2 separate regions of the Homo sapiens genome follow, and region 2 is linked to region 1. A link is a contact called in ENCODE Hi-C or POLR2A ChIA-PET data. All regions are on one chromosome and are shown on one strand. Each heading gives the region's core, a stretch centred on a gene start or an enhancer-like site at or near the end of the contact. The rest is flanking DNA. Distances are from core to core; before and after follow the strand shown. Region 1 overlaps LOC105378415 (a long non-coding RNA gene). Region 2 overlaps RNLS (renalase, FAD dependent amine oxidase).

The links. A loop is a pair of places that touch in the nucleus more often than their neighbours do. ChIA-PET counts read pairs that join two places held with the same protein, here RNA polymerase II (POLR2A).
Region 2: a loop to region 1 is called in a map of gastrocnemius medialis, with 3 times the contacts of the local background. The contact joins two enhancer-like sites. A Hi-C loop is called at or near these places in 1 of 168 maps with a recorded cell type or tissue (gastrocnemius medialis). POLR2A ChIA-PET finds 5 or more read pairs at or near these places in 1 of 52 experiments (H1).

What each region holds. Positions count from the first base shown.
Region 1 is chr10:88,096,197-88,099,283 of GRCh38, forward strand. All of the region lies in intron 1 of LOC105378415 (a long non-coding RNA gene), which reads right to left. Among named protein-coding and RNA genes, the nearest start is that of PTEN, 230 kb to the left of the region's middle. Within about 2 kb of position 1,460, at least 3 of the 41 ENCODE cell types and tissues checked have a DNase peak (open chromatin) inside an H3K27ac peak, as active enhancers do; they include gastrocnemius medialis, where a contact is called at or near this core.
Region 2 is chr10:88,473,323-88,476,932 of GRCh38, forward strand. All of the region lies in intron 4 of RNLS (renalase, FAD dependent amine oxidase), which reads right to left. Among named protein-coding and RNA genes, the nearest start is that of RNLS, 110 kb to the right of the region's middle. Within about 2 kb of position 1,854, at least 10 of the 41 ENCODE cell types and tissues checked have a DNase peak (open chromatin) inside an H3K27ac peak, as active enhancers do; they include gastrocnemius medialis, where a contact is called at or near this core.

The sequences.
Region 1 (3,087 bases), core at 210-2,709:
TCCCTTTGGCCGTGAGGGGGTGAAGGGACATCTCCTAGGCTTATAAAGGACAGAATCACATGACTTAGAGAGATGGAATTTGTACCCATTGGCAGAGGTACGGGTCTTTATGGATTTAAAGTGTGTCTATTTACAGAAGCAACCCTGATAGGGATAGTGGTTTCATAATTTTTAAAATGTGCTTTTATTTTTTTTAATAAAAATACAGATTTTGAGAAGCAAATAGCTGACATAAAGTGAGCCAACATTTTAGTCCCCCCTCCCCCGCCACCCCCCCAAAAAAAAGCAGAAAAGAATGAAGGTCTTGGTGATTCTCAATATTATATCTTTTCTTTGGAGTCAGTTATATTTTGGTAACAGTTCTTATTAAAATAATAGCAGACACCATTCTTAATAAAACTTTTTTAAAGCTGGATGAGTCCCTAAGGGAATTGCTAATGGTAAGAAGTATAAAAAATACTTCACTGAACCTGTTTTTAAATTCTCTAATGTTTAAATTCTCCTACTCTCTCAACATGCAGCTTCTCCCAGAAGAATGCCTCACCTTTAAAATTTGTCTTAATAATATGAAATATCAAGTCACTTTTACTCTTCATTTTTAATTTTAACATTAAATACGCCTTTTCCCTCTCATAGTTTTTACAGTTAATATACTTGGAATTATGTTGGAGAAATGTAATTTTGGTTTTATTTCTTTCAGAATTCGCTAATGTAAAAAATGCATTTTGAAAAATATTAGACTTACTGAGAGGTCAAATTTTTTCTTCAGTTTTTCAGAAGATGGAAGCAGTGGAATAGAATACTATTCTTCCCCAACTTGCATTAGGTGTTAAATAGCACTCTTTTTCTACTTTCCTGTTTACTTGTCGTATCTTTCCATCTATCACTCTTAGTTTGTGACTTCTATTATCAAGGATACCTCATGGTCTAAGAAGGCTGCTGAAGCTCCAGTCATTATTTTGGAGGTCTAGTTGGGCAATAGGAAGGAGAACTTCCTGAAGGACCTATTAATAACTTCTGCTTAGATCCCATTGGCCACCGCTGGCTGATGTGATGTGATGTGATGTGGATGATGTGATGTAATGTAATGTAATATATTTTTTCAGCTGGGAACATTGCCCAAGATTCTGTAGGTAAGAATAAAGAAAGAATGGATTACCAACGGAAGTCTCTGTCACAATGTCTGTGCTTTAGTCTGGCAAAGCTAAATTAAGCTGCAGCAACAAAGTAACCCCCAAATCCTGGTGACCTGATGCAACAAAGACATCTTTCTTGTTCATGAATTGCCTGATGTAAACCCAGTGGCTCTCCAGTGTAGTTCTCCAAGTGATGACTACCTCCTTTTAAGGTCCCTGCTTCTCAGCAGTGGCTTCTGGGATGCTAAGGTAAGAGAAGATAAAACTGGAGAGTCTCACAAAAGCTTTTCACTGCCCCAGACTGGAAATGACACACAGCACTTCTACTTACAGCTCTTTGGCCAAATCTAGTCTTGGAGTCCTTCCCAACTGCAATGGGCCTAGGAAGTATCATCTTCCTTGTGCCCAGGAAAGATCCTGTGATGATGACTTCTCTGTTTATGTAATTGAGTTCTATTTCCAAACTAAGACAATTATGTTACATAGATTCTGAAGCAATATAATATCCTGTTTTCAGCAACCTTTCACTAAGTGGTTACTACTTGCCAATGCATGGTGTCAGATGCTAGGGGAACAGACATGAAAAAGACACCAAGTCCCTTTCAAGGAACTTATTGATTAATAAAGGAGACATAAGCACACCTGAAGAATAATAAGGACAATAATAAAGTAAAAATAAGGTGCTATGGAGATTGAAGTTTGGGAAGATTTCTTCTAGTTGATGCCCAAGGAAAGGTTTCTGGAGGAGGTGATATTTAAAAGGGGTCTTGAAAGACTGGTAGAATTAACCTAGGTGATGTGGTTCAATCAACAGTGTCTCCTTCAAGAACTTTTCTGAATTAGTAGATATGTTGGGCTAAAATTTCAGTGCTGTCGGTGCCTAGCTATTTGATCTTGAACAAGTTTTTCTCCTCTGTAAGATGAGAGAGTTGGTGAAAATGGTCTCTATTCTCTCTTTCATCTCTGATAGTCTATCATTCTTCAATTTTTTAATTAACATTCTGAAAGCTTGGTACAGACAAAAAAAACTTTCAAAACAAAAATACATTTGATGCTTATTGAATACACTTAGAAAACAGAGAAAAGTAAAAGAGAAATCTTAATATCAGGCAATATTCACTCTCATTCACTCATTTTATTGCAGTTTCTTCTGGAATTTTTCATACATAGATTTAAATATTTTGCTTTAGTTTGTTTTGAACACAGTTGACATATAGAGCATAGGCTATACTAGAGCACTCTTTTTTTTTTTTTTTGAGATGAAGTCTTACTCACTCTGTTGCCCAGGCTAGAGCGCAGCGGTGAGACTTCAGCTCACTGCAACCTCCGCCTCCTGGGTTCAAGCAATTCTCCTGCCTCAGTCTCTTGAGTAGCTGAGATTATAGGCATGCGCCACCATGCCCGGCTAATTTTTAGTAGAGGTAGGCTTTCATCATGTTGGCCAGGCTGGCCTCGAACTCCTGATCTCAAGTGATCCGCCCACCTCATCCTCCTAAAGTGCTGGGATTACAGGCATGAACCACCACGCCCAGCCTAGAGCACTCTTTATTCTCTTAGTGAACTATAATGATTATCTCTTCAATGTTATTTCTCCTCTGTTAGAAACATCAGAAAGTATGTTAAGTATGATATTCAGGTTCATTTCTATGCCTCTGTTTGATGACAAGCTATTTAAGTGACAAGTGTTCCTCATGTACTAGTGAAACTTAGAAAAATAGAAAAGTATTGTAGTAACTTTAATCTTTGATAGCAGGCATCAGATTGCTTTTATTATAGTATGTTTTTTAAAACTTATACCTCACATTTGTTGAACACCAGTTATATGGCAGCAACTATTGTAAGTGCTTTGGGTAGATGACTTATTTACTGCTCCCAGTAGCAAATATTATTTTTCCCATTTTGCAGATGAGAAAACTGCAACTTAGAGAGATTGCATAACTTGCTTAGGGTC
Region 2 (3,610 bases), core at 604-3,103, 380 kb after region 1:
CTACCAGCAACTCAAGATGAGAGTTTGTCTTGCATGATATGTGTTTCAAATGTAGGCACTTGGGTGAAGCAGAAACTACCATTTTATTTTTCTGGGTAGTAAAACACACACACACACACACACAAATATGGCACACAGGCCTTGATGTTATAAAATGATGGTTAAACTTTGGAGACTTGAGTCATGTTCAAGTGTACAGTCCAGGTATGCAATCTATGATTATGAAAAGCACAGCCCTTCTTTACCAAGCATGACAAGGTCTTTGCCTAGTACAACCCATGACTGCTACAAAAAATATATACCATGCATTTATTTTAGAAAGAAGCACATTAAGAAGACGTCTTTAAATATAGAAAGTAGAAAATCTTATTTAAATTTGGGCAACCCTTTAGACCTTAGAATGTTTATAAAGGAGATTTTTTAAAAATGAAGTTTCAGAGGAAGGAAACATTGCAATTGACAGGTCAGGGCTCAGTGTATAAGACTAATTAAATAAAAAGCCATATATATATATTTTTCTCTCCTCTCTTCTTCACCAAGCTTCTCTCTTTCCTCCTTCTTTTCCTTTCATAAATGAGTCTTTTCTGCTCCTGGTTGTCAGTGCAGAAGACAGCATGTTCCAGAATATGCAGCTTTCCTTGTTTAATACAATGTTGATGGTTTCTTTCATTAAATTTTAGCATCCTTGTGAAAATCTGGCAAATACTATGATACATGCTATCTCCATTAAATGTATTAAAATAACATTCAATCAGGAAATTAGTTAAGTATTCTCTAAATAAATTATATTTGAGATGCTGCATATAAAATATGGTAATTGTGGGAGCAAATCAAATTATACATAATATTTTAATGTTCTGTTAGATGAAGTTGAATTGAGCAGAAAAAAAAACAACCTTTAGAGCCAGACAGATCTCAGTTTGATTTATGGCTCCAGATTCAGGGAAGTTATTTAGGCTTTCTGAATCCATTATTAAATTCTCATCCATTATCATTGTTTCTGAATGGGGCATAATTGGCATTTGAGGCAGGAGAATTCTTTGTTGCGTGAGGTATTTCTCAGCATTGCATGGCAGTTCCCACACCTATGTCCCTCCTTCTTCTAGCAATTAAATGCTAGCAGCATTCCCACCTCCAGTATTCCCACAACCAAATACCTGGACAAATTTGCAAATGCCCTGTAGGAAGGCGGTGACTCTCCTAGTTCACAGCAAGTGTATTAAATGGATTATAATAATACCTCTTCAAGTTGGAAGGCTTAAATGAGAACATTTTCCTGGCACTTTTGAGTAAACAAAAAGGTAGTTAAGAAAATGTGTTGAGGTCAGTCAGACCTGGGCTCTGTTCCAGCCCTGTCAATAGTGTCTCTGTGTAGCAAATTGCTTAATCTAAACCTGAGCATCTCATCTATAAAATTACAATAGGTGTAATACCTGACTCAGAGGATTATTTGAGGATTCAATGAAGTAACATATGCCAAGCTCTAAGCACTGATCCTGGTGCAGTCAGCTCTTAGTCAAGTTGGCTATAGTTGCTGCCTCATTATTAAGGCCAGACTCCTGAGACTGGGGAAAAGCAGGTAGCAAAGAAATATGATGCCTTGTTTGAGAAGTTTTACAAAAACAGGATATAAAAAGTAGTTGGAGAAAGTAGTCAGCTCCCCCCGGCAACAAGATAGTGGACTGCCATGTATGTTTGAAGGCAGAGGGAAAGTAGACACTGGCGAAACTGAGGCTGAGATCCAAGAAGATAGAAAGGTGACAATGTGAGATGTAATGAAGAAGTCAGGAGGCTTGGGCACACAGGGCGACAGGGCAGCCCTGGCATTCACTGTGGCTTTTCCAAGTATGAAGCTGTTTTTACACATTTGTAGAGTTAGCCCAATTTCATTGGGATTTTCACCTGCTCCACACTTTATTAGTGCCTCACACTAAAAGTGATGGCCAGCAACCAACCGAGCCGCTTTAATGTTATCAAACTCAAGAGAAAGGCATCTGGAACTGAGTGTTCTGGCTAAAAATAAGGAAGCCCAATCTAGTTTGAAATGAAGCAATCTTCTCCCTAAAAATTCTTCCTGGGGCTAGATCTTAGCCTCAGAGCCCTGAAATCTAATAGCAATTTAAGGAACACTTTTTCATTTTCTTCGAGTACATTTTCAATGATCTTTTTAACCCTCAGTTGTCCTTTCTTTTCTTCTAACTTCTATTAGCAGCATTAAAAAACCTTTTCTTTTCGGATTCATTCCAATGTCCTTTCAGTCTCTAATCTCACCTTCCTATGTCAAGAGGTATTTTGCAACACAATTATTTTCCTTCCTAAAAACTGCAGCTGTTCCCTCTACACTCTCTGTGAGGATCCAGAGATCACAGGAAAAACATGGTCTCTGGCTTTTGGGGGGTGGGACTTTGTGTCTTCTTGAGCATTTGGTCAGCCTTTTAAAATTTTTAATTAAGAAAATACAAAATCCATGAAATTAGAAAAATAGTAACATTGATTACAATGGTAATATTGCAGGCTGCATTTCAAAAATTAAAAAATTAAGGGGAAAAATCAAGTTTTAAAAATGATAGTCCTATTCTAAAGCTGCATAGGAAGCAACTGAAAAGTTAAAAATAGCAGAAAAATACTAACTCTTTAGGTAAAGGATCCTCTACAGGACATTACTCTTTGGAGATGTTCTATAAATCCAGGGGTTTATGATTCAGGAGACTCTTCTTACCCTGCCTTCACTTGGAGGTTCACAATGCAGATCCTGGGAGTCCAGAAGACAATAACTTACATGATTTATTTTATATCAGTCCCTTCCAAACCTATCTAAGGAACGGATGTGCTTTTTATGGAATGCCTATTAAAATCTCACAGAACAAATTAATATGTTGAAGAAACAGGATTTACATTTTGTTTTTGTTTTGGTGGTTGTTACTGTTTTTCATTTTCTTAAACTTCTAATGCATTGATGACTTAGATTTTTGTTAAATACAAAAATCATATATTTGGATGTCATGACAATAGCAAATTACTACAGAAGTTTCTAATCACTTTTCAATATCTAATCCATTGTAAACTAATTACACATAGTTTGCTGATGGGCACTGGTCCATGGACCACACCAAGGAGCTATTCTTTTATCCATGCTGTATACCCTTTAATCTTGATGCATATTATGAGGACGGGGACAACAGAGTAAATAAAAAGCTTTTCCCTCTAAAAAGTAGAATAATGGGTACATGACTTATTGAAAAGCAACATTCCTTTATCTTATTCATCAAAGGCACTTTATACACAAACAATCTTGTAATATTTCAAAGCAGAAGTCAGGACAAAATATAAACTACCTCACTAAGTTGATGTTTTAAAAGAACACATGGTCAACAGGAAGCCCCTTTCCCAAAAATATATGTATTTAGCAATAATAAAACAATGGTCAAATTCTTTTCATTATCTCTTTTTAAAAAACCTTCATGAAAGGGTTGAGAGGTAGTTCAGAAGGGCCTGTTTTCCACTCTTCATTTAGCAGGGTGCTGATGTTCATAAAACATGCAAACCCAAACAGCAAAGTCAATGTTGTTCTTATGCAACAAGGCCTGCTGAATTCAAATTTAATTAAATT